Linked DNA regions of Mus musculus: region 2 is linked to region 1. The links are chromatin loops, found by intact Hi-C in ENCODE. Cell type or tissue: heart. All regions are shown on one strand.

The links. Peaks named below come from ENCODE experiments on the same cell type or tissue, not always from the same donor. Only the 100,000 strongest peaks of a DNase experiment are listed, where the experiment ranks them.
Region 2: a loop joins it to region 1, with 4 times the contacts of the local background. A loop is called at or near these places in 5 of 42 quality-filtered maps.

What each region holds. Positions count from the first base shown.
Region 1 is chr9:57,906,586-57,914,585 of GRCm38, reverse strand. It overlaps Ubl7 (ubiquitin-like 7 (bone marrow stromal cell-derived)), which reads right to left and starts at 3,600. Exons shown (of 11, transcript NM_001122873.1): 1 at 3,527-3,600; 2 at 1,736-1,948; 3 at 1-32. The coding sequence starts at 1,919. In heart, a CTCF peak has its summit at 3,595; a DNase peak (open chromatin) is centred at 3,625; H3K4me3 peaks cover 2,102 bases; H3K27ac peaks cover 1,633 bases.
Region 2 is chr9:57,833,037-57,841,036 of GRCm38, reverse strand. Arid3b (AT rich interactive domain 3B (BRIGHT-like)) reads left to right here and starts at 4,258. Exons shown (of 9, transcript NM_001379353.1): 1 at 4,258-4,355; 2 at 6,805-7,421. The coding sequence starts at 6,876. It also overlaps the pseudogene Gm7547. In heart, a CTCF peak has its summit at 4,059; a DNase peak (open chromatin) is centred at 4,066; H3K4me3 peaks cover 4,970 bases; H3K27ac peaks cover 5,535 bases.

The sequences.
Region 1 (8,000 bases):
ATCTTTTAGCTTCCGGCCACAGTAGATCAAATCTACAAAGAAATCATACAAACAAACAAAAAACCTGCCTATTCATATTTTGTTTCTCAAAGCAATTTGGTTTCTATCCCCTGAGAATCTTATTTTAATTAGACAGCACTCAGGAGATAGGAAGCAACTCACCAGGTAAAGAACACTCACTCTGCAAGCATTACGACCTAAGTTCAAGTCCCCAGCTCCCACATAAAAAGCCAGGCATGGCTGCACACGCCTGTAATACCAGTGGCTGAAGGCAGAGAGCAAGCTGACACCAAGCCCATGCTGTCTAACCCAAACTGGAAGAAGATTCAGATTCAGTGCCAAGGAAATAAGGTGGATGAGATGGGGAAACACCCGACATCCTGCTCTGGTCTCTTCATATGCATGCACGAGTGCATACTTCTGTACACTCACATACATGCGTCACATACATACAAAAAAAGACTTTCTCCCAGGTGTAGTGGCACATATCTATAATCCCAGATATTTGAGGCTAGCCTGAGCAATTTATTAAGATCTTGCTTTAAAATAAAAAAAGTCATATAAATAGGCTTTGGATACAGCTCAGTAGCAGACTAGTTCCCTACCATATACAAGACCCAGGATTTAATCGTCAGCACAATGTGTGTTGGGGACATTAAGAAATACATTTTGCCGGGCGTAGTGGTGCACGCCTTTGATCCCAGCACTTGGGAGGCAGAGGCAGGCGGATTTCTGAGTTTAAGGCCAGCCTGGTCTACAAAGTGAGTTCCAGGACAGCCAGGGCTATACAGAGAAACCCTGTCTCGAAAAAAACAATAAATAAATAAATAAACCAAATAAATAAATAAATAAATAAATAAAAGACATTTTGACTAGGTGTGCTGGCACACACTTTTTATCCCAGCACTCAATAAGCAGAGATAAGTGGTGAGTTTGGGCCAGCCAGGGCTACAAAGTGAGACCCTGTCTTGAAACAAACAAAACCCCAACATTTTAAACAACTTTATCAAGTACAAATGCTTATTTAAGAAGTATATGCACAGTACACCTCTAAAGCTCAACCCTGTAGAGAGTAGTGATTCCACATAAATGTGAAAAATATAACATCAAAAAGGATGGAGCTGCCGGGCAGTGGTGGCACTTGGGATGTAGAGGCAGGCGGATTTCTGAGTTCGAGGCCAGCCTGGACAGAGTGAGTTCCAGGACAGCCAGGACTGCACAGAGAAACCCTGTCTCGAAAAACCGAAAAAAGAGGATGGAGCTGATCACCTGTGATAGGAATGTCTTCACCAGGGAGAACCCTTGGCTAGCGTACATTTCGCTCCTAATCTAATCTGACTGTTCTCTACGAAAGCTCTTCCTTCCTCCACTAGGAGTACATTGCCAACCTCATTTCCTATTTTGCGGCCTTCCCTTTATTCAGCCATCAAGACAAACAAAAACATCCTTCTAATTATCCCTTAAGTCTTAGGTGACAGATTGAGGAGTCTTGTCTCATCTGCAAGTCTTTGCTAATTTTGTTCGATCAGACAAAAGACTTCAACAACATCATAATGAAGAGTCTTAAATAATAACGTAGTTCAGTGTAACATGAGACTAAAGTGACAAACAACAGTTTTGTCATGTTTTATGTTTTCACTCATGTAAAACTTACTCTGGAAGGAGGCAACAAGCCCTTTTACCTCCTGTCCCAGGGGCAAGAGCAGCAACCCAGCTCCTGCCAATGAAGACTCACCGATCAGCTCCGGGTCTGGAACAGATTCCTGGAGCTTGCCAGCAATAAGCTGCTTCAGAAATGAAATGCTATAGCCCCCTAGGGAATATTCTCCCAGTTCTGTCTCTGGCAACTGAAGAATAGATTTTGGAGCAAGTGGCTGGTCAGCCAGCTTCACTGCCAGATGCCAGTCTGAGAGAGACATCCTCTCTCTTTCGCGCTCTCTCTTTCTCCCTGTAAAACAATAAGGCATTAACGGTTAAAAGTCAACCCACCTCCCTACTCATCTCTCCCTGCAACAAGAATAAAGGAAAGATCATTTCAGTGTACTACTGCTAGAGAAACATAGGTGTAGCACTAAGAGGCTAGAACTAGAACCTAGTGTCCCTCCCTTAATTCTTTCTCTGGTGGACTACAAGGGATTTCTCTTATGCCTCAGTTTCTTCACCTTTAAAGTAAACACAAAAGCCGGGCATTGGTGGCACACGCCTTTAATCCCAGCACTTGGGAGGCAGAGGCAGGAGGATTTCTGAGTTCAAGGCCAGCCTGATCTACAAAGTGAGTTCCAGGACAGCCAGGGCTACACAGAGAAACCCTGTCTCAAAAAAACAAAAGAAAAAAAAAAAAAAAGTAAACACAAAAGGCCAATCAGTTGGATAGGAATGTTGTGAGGTTCAAGCAAGATCACCCAACCCTCTCCCTTCTACACACTCATTTCTGGTTTTCTTCTCCAGCTTTTGATTTAGCTATAACAACACTTTAAGGAGGGCCCTTGTCTCTCTTGCCTGCCCTTATCAGAGATCTATAGCACCACCCAATGTCTTATTGTTAAAACACAGATCTAACAAACTTAACTGCTTAGAAGGCCCCCATTAATCCCAAAGCACTTCTATGAACAGGTGGGTGTTAACTCCACAGCCAGATTACAAACCCATTTATTCTGACGCCTACCAGCTTTCTTCAATAGACCCAGCCCTGCCCCTTTATAACAACACACGTAAGTATACTTCATAACAAAGTTGTCCCCTATATGTAACTCTGCTCACCTCCTGTCTTTGCATATAAGTTCTCTTCCCTTTTTGGCCTCTTAGCAAACTCCTACCAAGACCCACACAAACACATCGGTTCCATGCTCTCTTCTTGGTCACACATTCCCTGTTCCCTCAAGGCAAAAGAGCAACACAAATCAATAGATTTGAGGACAAGTCAGCCAGCTTCATTACCAGATGCCAGACTTAGAAAGCTACCTTCTCTTTGCTGCTTTTTCCCTTGTACAACTTATTTACTTCTCAACTTCTCATTGCGTCCCTCATATTTGTGAAACCCCCCCCATTCTTGAAAGCCAAGACTAGAGCTTTTCTAACACAGTCCCCAGCCTGACATATATGAATGCCCACAAAATAAATCTAAAAATTCAAAGGGTGCAAGAGCCTTGTACCGCAAGACCAGTCCTTGTTACAGACACTATTTCTGCCAAAGAGGTCTCTTGCAGTAAAGACAAGGCTAAGAAAAAACTGTGGTGCGACCCAGCGGACTTCAAGGTACTATCCACCTTTAGGTTTAAAGCGAGAAAGGAGGTTTTTGTATACCGATTTCAATCCTCACAACTGTCTCCTGAAACTGGCATCATTGTCCTTATTTTACAGATCAGGAATAAAGACTCAGAAAGCTGAAGTCTCTTGGCCCAAGGTCACAGATACCTAGTCGTGAGTAGGGACAATGTTGACAACCCCACCTCTCTCGTGGGACCAGTTAGCTACTCCGGACCCACGAGAGCCCCGCGCGCCCAGGGAGGGGGCCCAGCGCCCTCACCCGTCCCGCGGAAGGAACCCGGCCGCAGCGAGCCGCCGGTGTAAACACTCACTCTGGTCCTCTTGCCGGAAACCGGAAGCTCCGCGCTGCATTCTGGGGACTATAGTTTTCACTGAGACCCAGCCCCTTATAAATGGCCGTCCAGCAGCTAGTGGCAATGCTTCCGGGTCCTAGGAGGCGTGAGTGCGAGCACGAGCAGTTTGAGGTCCTAGAAGCCAGTAGGTTGTAGCTTTCTGTCAGACACAATTGTACCACCACCTGAGGTAGGGAGACTCAGTGTGGAATTTTCGAAAGCAGCCAATAGCCCGATGATTCCCGCGCTCTCCAGGGATATATGTGAAGCCTGTTGGTTGTCCCGGGTTTGGAGGAGTCCTAGGCCGGAGGGCGAGCCTTCTCCGAGGGGGACGGGTTCCTAAGTGGACAGGCGCCCCGCGGCCCTTCCGATGAAGACGCAGTTCTCCCACGTAGCCAGCCTCTTGTGCTTCTTGCTCCTTTCTCCCAGGAAACCTGCCTTGTGGCAGCGCACCAGGGCGCTAAAAGTTGAGTCCGTAAGGGGAGTGATTAAGTCGGGTTTCTGGCCCACCGCGAACATGCAACAATGGGGTTTATAACACAGTCATTCGTAGAATCAGTTTGGGGAGGGGAATTTCCACTGAACTTTCGTGGAGACACTGCCTGTTTTAGATGGCTGAGAAACTAATGCACAATCAAATTGGATTGAGTTTACACAAAAGTTAGAGTTAGCTAAACTCAAGAGAGAAGTGATTTTTCTCAGAAAGTTCCACAATTAAGGAAAACAATAACCAAAAACAACCAACTTTAAAACTGTGAAGCTGAGGGACGGGTGAGATGGCTCAGCAGGTAAAAGCACTTGCATTCAAACCTGAGGACCTCCCCGGGAACAAATGGTGAAAGGATTGAACTGACTCCCCAAAACTGACCACACACACACACTAATAAAAAAATGTAATTTTAAAAGATAAAGTTCAGGCTGGAGAGAAGGCTCAGCAGTTAAGAGCACTGAGTGCTCTTCCAGAGGTCCTGAGTTCAATTTCCAGCAACCAAGTGGTGACTCACAGCCATCTATAATGGGATCCGGTGCCCTCTTCTGGTGTGTCTGAAGACAGTGACAGTGTATAAAATACATAAATAAATCTTTTTTTTAAAAAAAGTTCATAATAGCTACTGTGTACACAAGTGTAAAAGTTGTATTCTTGCCGGGCGTGGTGGCGCACGCCTTTAAGCCCAGCACTCAGGAGGCAGAGTCAGGCAGATTTCTGAGTTTGAGGCCAGCCTGGTCTACATAGTGAGTTCCAGGACAGCCAGGGCTACACAGAGAAACCCTGTCTCGAAAAACAAAACAAAACAAAAGTTGTATTCTTGTACAGTCCACTCTAGGACAGAACTCGGGTAGTAACTGAGTACAATAGCTTAACAGAGAAAAAGCAAACTACACATACATAATTAACCCTCCTGGTCTTATAAAATATGCATGCTGCTAGAGAGTTTCACGGTGCCCAAAGTCCTTCTTCCCTATCCTGTCCATTTTTAAATACAGCCCCTCTTTCAGGAATTAAGTGGCCATCCTCTTAACCAATTTTCTATCTACTAAAGTACTGACACTTAAACACACTTTATTTCATTAAATTTTGTTTAGTACTGTGTCTTAACTGTTTGCCGGAGATGTCAGAAATTCTGTCTCTTTTTGTGTTCTCAAAATGGAGCTGAATGCTCAGGAGATTCTTTTGTTTGTTGTCATCATAATTTTCATGAAAAAATGGCCCTTAACTGCCTTGCTTACCTTCCACTGTTGATCTTTACCTGAAACATAGCAGGTTAGCAATAAGAATGTCTTGAATGGGGGCTGGAGAGAGCTCAGCGGCTAAGAGCAGTGACTGTTCTTCTGGAGGTCCTGAGTTCAAATTCCAGCAACCACATGGTGGCTCATAACCATCCGTAACAAGACCGGATTCCCTCTTCTGGTGTCTGAAGACAGCTACAGTGTATTTACATACAATAAATAAAATAAATCTTTAAAAAAAAAGGAATGTCTTGAATGAATGATCCAGGCCAAAGCTATTTATCAAATATGACTGTCTTATTGTATGCCTTTTGTTCTCCAGAGAGGAGAGAGGAGATTTCAATTGATGATGTTGCAAATGGGCAAATTAATGAAGGAATCAACCAAACAGGTTCTGTGTAAACCCAGTTAGCGAGTAAGTACCGTGCTCCCAAGCAAAGGTCAGGGCCTAGAAAAAGAAGCCTGGACACAAGACAAAGTTAGACGTCTGGCAAGAAGGAAAGAGGCCAAAACCAGGTCCTTCAGCCAGTTCTTATTTGGAAACACTGATATCCTTGTCAGCTCTAAGAACGTGCTGATGAGCATTCACTAAATGTTCAAGAGATCATTTGGTCTAATCAAGAATTCTATTGAGAAACAAATTGTAAGAATGGACATTTAAATTTTTATTAGTAGTATTCTGGGGGAGTGCATGAATGCCACGGCAATGGGTGTAGGTGGGTGTGTGCCATGATAAAAGTGTAGAGTCAGGTGACTGCCTCCTGGGATTGACCCTCGAGTTTCCATCTTGTTTGAATCGGTTCTCTTCAATGCCATGTAAAGCAGGCTAGATGGCCCCAGAGCTTCTGTACAGTCTCCTGTTTGAGCTTCCCATCCCCTGGCAGGGGTGTGCTGGGATCACACTACTGCCTCTCTGCCTTTCCTGTGGGTTCTGGAAATCTAAAATTCAGGTAGTCAAGCTTTTGTAGAAAGCAAGTGCCTTTACCCAGCTCAACACTTTTAAAATGGTGTTTAACAAACCTTATACAAATATGAGGATTTCTGAGTCTCACAAGAAAGTAAATGAAACTCATCTGTAACAGCTCCTACTGCAGACACAAATGGTGGAGCTGGAGAAACGAGGCAGTGGTTAAGAGCACTTTTTTGAGTGTTCTTTCTTTTTTGAGAAGATGGATTTTTCTGCTCTTTACAAAAAATTATTTATGTATATGAGTACACTGTCACTCTCTTCAGACACACCAGAAGAGAACATCAGATCTCATTACAGATAGTTGTGAGCTACCATGTGGTTGCTGGGAATTGAACTCAGGACCTTTAGAAGTACAGTCAGTGGCTCTTAACCGCTGAGCCATCTCTCCAGCCCCGCTCTCTCTTTTTTTAAACAGTCCATTATTTCTATGAATATTTTTGTTTGTGGCACTTCTTTCAATGATATGGGTGTTGCTAGTGCTGTCCCAGTGGACTGGATTTGTCAAGATCAATGGGACAAACTGTGCCTATCCCTGGAAGGTATTAGGAAGGTTTGACCTCAAACTTATGCAAAATGCAGGCTTGAGGTTTCACATTTTAAGGGAAGAGCCTTGTCACACAGGGGCTCTTTCCAGATCCCTCTCCTCAAAGCCAAGCAGAGAGAGCTTTCCTTCTTTTCTTGTATACATAGTTATTGTTTTAATAATCTAGCCTTCCAGATTACTAAATACTAGCAAATACTTTAAGGGTTTCCACTTCGTGCTGAGATGATCAGTTTCAACCTCTATGAGGCCCCAGGACCCCAAACCAAAAACTCCCGAGCAAGATGTCCAGAAGCACAGGTCTTCACGGGAGGTTCTCATCAGTTCAACCTCGATGAGCCTTTCAGTTCCTCTTTTCTCATTGGCATCTGAGGATTTCCTTGTTTTCCTATAAGTACAGCTGTGTGACTTTTTATGTATGTGAGTACACTGTCACTCTCTTCAGACAGTGAATGTATTTATGTAACATTGTGGGTTTTTCCATTTCTTTGTTATGTGTATCCGTGTTCTGTCCTCATGCATGTCTTTGCACCGCATGCTTACCTGGTGCCTTGGAGGGCTGAAGAAGACAACAGCTCTCTTGGGACTGGAGTTACATAGGGTTGGAAGCCACCTATGGATGCTGGAATTAAACGTGGGTCTTCTGGAAGAGCAGCCAGTGCTCTTAACTGCTGAGCCATCTCTCCAGCCCAAATACCTTTTTTCTTTTTAAGAATAATTACAAAAAATTTTATGCATGTGAATGTTTTTACCTGTCTGTATGTCTGTAAATCACATGCATGCGGTGCTGGAGGAAGCCAGAAAAGGGCACCTGATCCTCTGGGACTAAGGTTACAGATGATTGTTAGCTGCCGTACTGGTGCTGGGAGTTGAACCTGAGTCCCAGAAAGAGCTCTTAACCACTGAGCCATTTCTCCAGCCCCCAATCAACGTACCTTTCAAGTAGGCCTTGATATCTGGTAACACAAATTCTTGCCAACTTTCTTTTGTTCTAAGTTGGGCAAGGCTATTTCTTACTAACAGATGATAATTGTTACTTTTTTTAACGCTCCTAAAATATATATGAACTATATTTTTGAACTAACCATGCATGAGCAATATATCCAACTAAATATATGCAGTCAACAAAGTTTAAACTGCACATTTGTTTGGTAATCTACAT
Region 2 (8,000 bases), 74 kb after region 1:
GCACTCTGGTTACAGGCACACACACTGCCCAGCTTTCCCCCACCCCCATGGGTTCTGGAAATGGAACTAAGGTTCTGCTTGTGTACTGAGCACTTTAAAGACTTAGCTATTTTTCCAGCACCCTGTGTATTTTCTTTGTGGCTTGTTGTTTTTGTTTTTGTGGTTTTTGGTTTTTCAGGACAGGGTTTCTCAGCGCTGGCTGTCCTGGAACTCACTCTGTAGACCAGGCTTTTATCAAACTCACAGAGATTTACCTGCCTCTTCCTCCTGAGGGCTGGGATTAAAAGCATGGGCCAACACATAAACAGCCTGGCAGTCGGTTGTTTTTTTAATGAAGCACCCAGCCTCGGTTATTCTGTTATAGTATAGACAGAGTAAGAGGCTGGAAATAAAGCTTAGAAGCAAAGTGTCTGCCTAGCAAGTACGAGGCCTGAGGTTCAATCCCCAAGAGAAGACAAAAGAAAACAAAACAAAATATACTAAGAAAGTAGGTGAAACACTACTTTGCTTGAATATTGAAAGATCCAATATTGCAAGAGGCCAATGGGAGATTTCTGAGAACTAAGAAGAGAAACTTAAGACTATATAAAAAACATTTTGCTTTGAAGAAGGAGGAGGAGAAAGAGAAGGAGAAAACAAAACAAGCTTCAGACTGGAGATGGCTTGATGGGCTATGCGAGCATGAGGCCTGGAGTCCAAATTCACAAAACCTCAGTGCTATGGCCGGGCAGAAGCAGGAGGATCTCTGGGGCTTGCTGGCCACCAGCCTAATTCCAGATTCCGAGAAAGACCCTGTCTCAAGGCTTTAAGGCAGAGAAGGATAAAACAGCACACCCGAGGTCCTCTTTCTGGCCTCCGTGCATACAATACCCCCTCACACAAATCAAAATTAAAAACTCTAACAACTAAAACGGTTTCCTTTTTGCTACCCCCTTTTACTCACCCCTAAATTTTTCTACTTCCAACAGTTTAATTTTGTGACTGACTTGTTTCACTCAACAAAATGTCTTTATTATATTGTAATAGTCTAATTCCAAGTTGATATATATATATATATATATATATATATATATCTCAATTCGGCATTCCTTTTTTTTTTTTTTTTTTTGCTAATCATAGATCTGATAACGTCCCCCAGGTGCATGGTAGCATGGTACAATTCTACCAGTTAGTTAGATGGGCTCCAAATCTGCTATCTTTCCTGACTCTCCCCTGACCTAGGCAACCAGAATACCAGCAAATCCTGGCAGCTTCACCTTCAAAATAGACCTGACCACTTCTCACCACCTCCAATGACATCTTTGACTTCAAGACCCCACCATCTTCCTTCAGGATTATTGCTTTTATTTTTCTCTCTCTAGCCTTATACTCTACTCTCTGTGCCACAGCGATAATTGTTCTTTTAGAGACTGAAATAAGATCAAGTGACCTTCTGGCTCAAAACTTTCCATTGGTGTTAGCAGAGACTGGCAAAATTGTTTTTATAGTCTACAGTAGTCTGCATGGTTGAGTCCCTGGCTACTTCCTTATGAACTCTCTCTACTATTTACCTCTCATTCAGCCATAAACGTTTGTTTGCTAAGAGTTTATGTTTCCTTGTTATTCTTAGTCTCTCCCTTCCTATTAACCTGTCAAATGTGTTCTTACCTCAGAGCATTCAAATATGCTGTCTCCTCTTCTCAAACATTCTTTCTTTAAATATCCACTAGATGTGGCTCACCCCTATCATGTCAGCCCCATTTCGGTTTAAGAGCTCCTTATCAATGAGTTCTTCTCCAGCATCTAAAAATAGAAGTTGCCTGACACCATTGTTTAATCTTTAGCCTGCTCTGTTCTGCATAGCACTTATCTGACACTATGTATTTTGCTTTCTCTCTCCAGAACCAGTAAAGATCACTGAAGGCAGGAAATGAGTTTTGTCTACTGATCAACAAATACTCAACTGAGGACCTGACCAGGGAAGTTGGTATTTTTGATTGCCTAATTTATAAAACGGAAAGACAGAATGGGAACACATCAGAGTAGATTTCTAGATTTCACGGTATTTTACATTTTCTGTACTTATATGGTAAGATGAGCAGGGGAAGTGGTGTGTGAATACAGAGTCAGAGATTCATAGAGATAGTGAGTAGAATAAACGTTGAAGCCACTGCTTAGAATTCATTTTAAATGGACAATTTGATCTCAATCTGTTCAACCAGATAATTTTCTATGACAAGATACAAGAATGAAAATTATGTAAGTCTCTTCAGGGGAACGTTAGGGTGGGATTGAAAGACTGGGGTTGGAATGATGTGCCATTAAATCCTGGATGAGAAAGAAGGAGAGGAGGTTAATATGCAAGAGATAAGGCAGCGGCTTTCAGCAGATTGGAGTTTCTGATAAAGTTGAGGAAGAGTTATGTTACATCTCTAGAGCAAGGAGGGAGGAAACAGTGCCCTCACACAAACTAAAAAAAGGTAATTAAAACCATATAAGCCGGGCGATGATGGCGCGCGCCTTTAATCCCAGCACTTGGGAGGCAGAGGCAGGCAGATTTCTGAGTTCGAGGCCAGCCTGGTTTACAAAGTGAGTTCCAGGACAGCCAGGGCTATACAGAGAAACCCTGTCTTGAAAAATCAAAAATAAATAAATAAATAAATAAATAAAATAAAACCATATAAAAGTCGGCTGCTGCAGCCATCTTCCAGTAATTGGCCAAAATGACGAACACAAAGGGAAAGAGGAGAGGCACCCAGTATAAATGTTCTCTAGGCCTTTTAGGAAACATGGCGTTGTTCCTTTGGCCACGTACATGCGAATCTACAAGAAGGGTGATATTGTAGACATTAAGGGAATGGGCACTGTTCAAAAAAGAATGCCCCATAAGTGCTACCATGGCAAACCCGGAAGAGTCTACAATGTCACCCAGCATGCTGTGGGCATCATTGTAAATAAGCAAGTTAAGGGCAAAATTCTGGCCAAGAGGATCAATGTGCGGATTGAGCACATCAAGCACTCGAAGAGCAGGGACAGCTTCCTGAAGCGGGTGAAGGAGAACGATCAGAAGAAGGAAGCCAAGGAGAAGGGCACCCGGGTGCAGCTGAAGCGCCAGCCTGCGTCAACCAGAGAAGCACACTTTGTGAGGACTAACGGAAACTGCTGGAGCCCATTCCATATGAATTCATGGCCTAGTGGACAAAAAAGAAATAAGGGACCAGGACTGCAACAAAACAAAACAAACAACAACAACAACAAACCATAAAAGTTTTCATCAGGAACTGAGATGGATTAGTGAGTTAAGAGCGTGGCGCCAAAGAATAAGGGTCTAAATTTGGATATCCAACGCCTCAGTAAAAAGCCAGGTGTGGTGCACACCTGCAATCCTAGCATTTCAGAAGTAAAGACAGGATTCCTGGAGCTTGATGGTCAACTACTTTTGCTAAATAGGTGAGCTACCTTCTAACAAGAAAGAAAAGAGGGGAAGGGAAGGAAGAAGGGAAGGGACAAGAAAAGCCAGTGGCAATAAGTTCTAGGTTTTGGCTGGGATTGTTTTAAGACCCAAAACTAAGCGAGCCATAGACTCTGGATCAAGGATGATGGTCAGTTGGGAGAAAGGTAAAACAAGGAGGTGCATGCATAAATTCACAGAAGTTCCCCAGAGTTAGGAGTCCCAGAAGACAAGGTTTTGTTGTTTTATTGTATAAGCGGTGCCAGGATTCAGCTTCTACCTTTGGAACCTGAAGAAAGAAAACATTAACCCCTGTGACGAGGTGAGGTTGGGGATGGATAGAGGTGGTGTTCCAGAACAGGAAAATTTCAATCCAAAAAGTGAAATTTAGAAAAAAACTAATAAAAGGCTGGAATGCTTCATTAAGACTAGCTGAAAGTTAGCACTCTTTATTCCTTTCTTTCACTTATTACAAACAATTCACAACCACGGCAGCCAGAAACCCGTGTGCTGTAGTCAGTCCTACTCTTTTCAACTCCCCGCGAAAGCACTCACACCGGAACTCCTCTGAGTCCGTGCTCTCCCATTGGCCGAAGCCTCCGCCCGCCTTAAATGGCTTCCGCCCACGGCTTCAACCAGAGGGCGGTCTCTAGGAGTCACTTCCGTCTCGCACTACCCACCCACCCCCACCTCGTTCCCTTTTTAGCTGCTTCCGGCCTCGGGCCCCGCCCCCCACCGTGGGGCCCCGCCCCTACCTGCCCCTCCCCCGCCCCGGGCTGACGGCCGGGCCCCGCAGCACAGCTTCCGGTGCGGGCCCCGCCCCGGCTGTGGCCCCCAGCTGCGGAGGAGTAGCAGGCTCAGCTGCTACGCTGGGGTCTGAGCGGCTGCCTCCTCCCTACCCGCGAGCCCGGAACGCTGCACATAGGTGAGCGGCGCGGGTCGTGGTTCTTTCTGCCGCGGCGGGAGAGGGGCTGTGGCAGGTGGAGGGGACCGAAATGGGAGCCGAGGCAGGTGTGTAGGGGAGACGCGGGCTAGTGAAGCCGGGGTCCGCTGAGAAAAAGTGAGAGCATCGGGAGGAGCCCCGTCCTCCCGGTGTCCAAAGGAGTGGTTTGAGATAAAGAGATGGGAAAGGTAAGGGACCCCCCCCCCCTTTTGGCAACCGCAGAGCGAGCTTAGATGGAGTAATTAGAGAAGAGCCGGGAGATTGGCAAAGGGGGCTTGGTGGAAGTAAAAGTGATAGGGCTCCATTGGGTGGGAGGTAAAGAATGGAAAGAGGGGTCGAAGAGGGTCGGGGACAGAGCTGGAAACGAAGGTAAGGGAAATGGTCACCAAGGCCGGGCTCAAGCGGCAAGCAGTCCGTTGCTCTCGGTTTGGAGGTCCGGGAAGTTTAAAAAACCCGAGCGAGGGATGGAGAGATGAAGTTAGATTTCGGAGACGTAAATTCTCTAGATGTTAGTAGTATTGTTTGAATCCTTGGCTGCTTAGGGATTGGGATGAGATGGACTCTTCGGGAGGATGTGCCAATTGAGTTGTAAAACGGAGTCATCTCTGTCTTAATAAAGACGCTATCGGACACCCCTCTCCCTTGCTGAGGAAAGCCTACCGAGAAGATGGTGCCAACCAGAAAAGAAGCAGTTGTACTATGACTGGCAGGAGTTGGTTGAAATATTCCAGTTGTGTTGTTTGACTTTAAAGATTATACGAATATTTCTAAATGACCAGTGAATTGCTTGCTCTTCTTTTGTGTGCGTTTTGTTTTGTCCCCAACGGGGTTTTTATTTTAAAGGAACAATTTTGCCAACTTTCAGGCTTCCCTACAGAATAAGAACTAAAGCAGAAAGAAAGTATTGCTGCAGGCATAACTTATACTTTCCAAACTGCCAGGAGGAGGGACAGGCAGTAAGGGGCCAATTGGAATTGGAATCTTTTATCCGCCTATGAAAGCTACAACCAAGTGCTTCTAAGAAACAAAATGAGATTTGTCTAGCATGGCTCTGGTTGGTTTTTGAACTCCCCGCCTCCCCAGCTTTAAAAATTATACTCTTTAAACGTGTAAAAATTTATATAAATCAAAGCCATTTTTTTTTCTTGTTAGAGATTAGTTCTCCCATGAATTTTTGAAGATGGTAAAAGGTTACATTTTCTTATCTTCCAACTCAATCCTAAAACACTGGGACAATGCAAATATCAAGTCCCAACCTGCACAGTGCCGCTTCCCCTTTCATGTGGCAAACAGAAATGCACACCCTGTTGCCAGTCCTCTTCACCCTAAAATTTGCTCTGAGGAAGACTTGTGGGAAACTATAACTTAAGTGAGGTGTGTTGAAGGGGGAACCTGGGAAGGTTAGAGGTGGAAGGGTGTGAAAGGGATTTGTGTTTGGAGACAGATTGGCAAGAATGCAGATAACCCTGCCCCCAGGGTACTTTGGGACTGGAAGCCTTTTCTTCACTGGACTCATAGAATAAATATAGTAGAAGTGAGTCAGAAAGAAAGAGGATGTGAGGAGATTTATTTGTGGTTTATAAAAAAAAAAAAAAGAAACATTAACTTGTTTAGACAATATTGGTACCTGTTTCAAATTAATTAACTTTAAAATCTCCAGAGGAATTCCCCCCCCCCCCCCCGTTTGTTTTTGAGCGAAGCTTGCAATTCGAGACCCGCCCGCACCCTCCTCGCATGTTTCTTTCTTTCATGTTGTTGAAACCGGATTCTTTGGGAGGCTATAATGTCCACTTAGCCTGGTTCAGTCCACTCCACAAGCTGCCCTGCAATTTGATCTGGGAAATTTGTGAAGTTTAAGCCGAGAGCACTTTGCTTGGTCTTGCTTTTTCCATCAGAAGAGTCATCCTGTCTGCCTGCTACTCTGTCTACCCTGAGTAGCAATCTTCTCCAGCAGGTCTGGGAATAGAAGCCATGTTCTTTTCTTTTGCAGCCGGGCCATTCTTTGCCTTCGTTAACTGCAATGTTCATAGTTATTGCCGGTTTCACAGTTCAAACCCCTGTACAGTGCAAGCCTGGTAGTTAAATGTTTGATGATGTAGAGAGTAAGAGAGGAGAACTCAGTTATTAGCAGACTTAAATTTATCTTCTGGGTAAATTTTTCTTTTTCTTTTTTTTTTCTTTTGGAAATGCTTAAATCTGCAGCCACTGAGATTTGCACACACCCCGCTTCCCCTCTTAGCTCCTGTTCTCTTTATAACTTTCCCTCCTCCACCCTCCAACCCATATGAGTTACTCATCCTGAAAGTCAGGGTTAGGAGCATTTAGTGTTCAGAGCTTTATGGGAGAAAAGAAACTCTTTTATACCTGTTTTACATAGTGTTTTCCCCTCCTCTTCCTCCCTTGTGGTTTTGGTTACACACTTAAAATATAGACCCAGTGTGCCTGCTGGGCTGTGCCCAGGTTGAGAGCCATGCCAGTCTGTGGGTGAAGCCTGAGACAGTAATGGAGCCTCTGCAGCAGCAGCAGCAGCAGCAGCAGCAGAAGCAGCCACAGCAGCCTCTGCTACAGATGGATGCCAGAGAGAAGCAGGGACCACAGACGAGAGAATCACAGTTCCTGTATGCCTCAAAACTAGGCACGCAGCCTGCTCTCCTTTCCATCACACCCGGGAGACCTTCTGGTAGTTCTGTTCTGGGTCCCTTAGCCAGAGTTCCACCAGCCACACCGGTGGCTCGAATGTCTGAGCAGAGCAACGTGAACTCCGAGCCTGAGGAGGAGGAAGGAGGCCTGGAAGATGAAGATGGAGATGATGATGTTGCAGAGGTGGCTGAAAAAGAGGCCCAGGCTGCTTCCAAATATTTCCACATGCAAAAAGTAACTCGCCAAGAACCCAGAGCAACACCCATGTCCAGCCTGCTTCCAGTACCCGGACTTTCACCACAGGGACAACAAACTAAAGAAGACCATACCAAAGATGCTTCCAAGGCCCCGCCCTCTGTGCCCACAGCTGGACAGCCGAGCTGGAGTCTGGATGAGCAGCTTAAGCAGGTCAGTCTTTCTGCTGTGAGAACCCATTTGTTGTACCTGTAGGTCAGCCGCAGAGGGTGTAGGATGGGTGCGAACTGAAACCGTGCCTTCTCAGCCCACATCACTGACCTAGGGATGAAAACAAGAAAGTTTTTCTCAGCATTTGTTTGCTCGAACCGAGGGTGTTGCTCCATGATAGTGTAAGACCCTACATTTAATTTCTAGGACCACAACAAAAAGTTAAGCCATGGTTCTTTTTCATTAAAGTACTAGAGTATATAAGTTACTCGTAATGTAGTTTATTACAATTTTCTGTTAAAGACTCTCCTTTATTTTTTGAAGGAAGAATGAGATAACAACTGTGTTTCATTATAACTCTATGAGAACCAAAGTGGTTAGCTCACACTTGTAATTCCAACATTCAGGAAGTGGAGGAAGAAGAGGCTCACATGAGTTTTAGAGTGAACTCTGTCTCAAAAAGCTGAAGATGATAGCAAGAATAGTAATAGTAATAATAATTTAATAAAATAAAAGCGTTGGGTGTGGTTGTATGCATTTTTAATCTCAGTACTCAGAAGGCAGAGGCAAACAGAGCTCAGT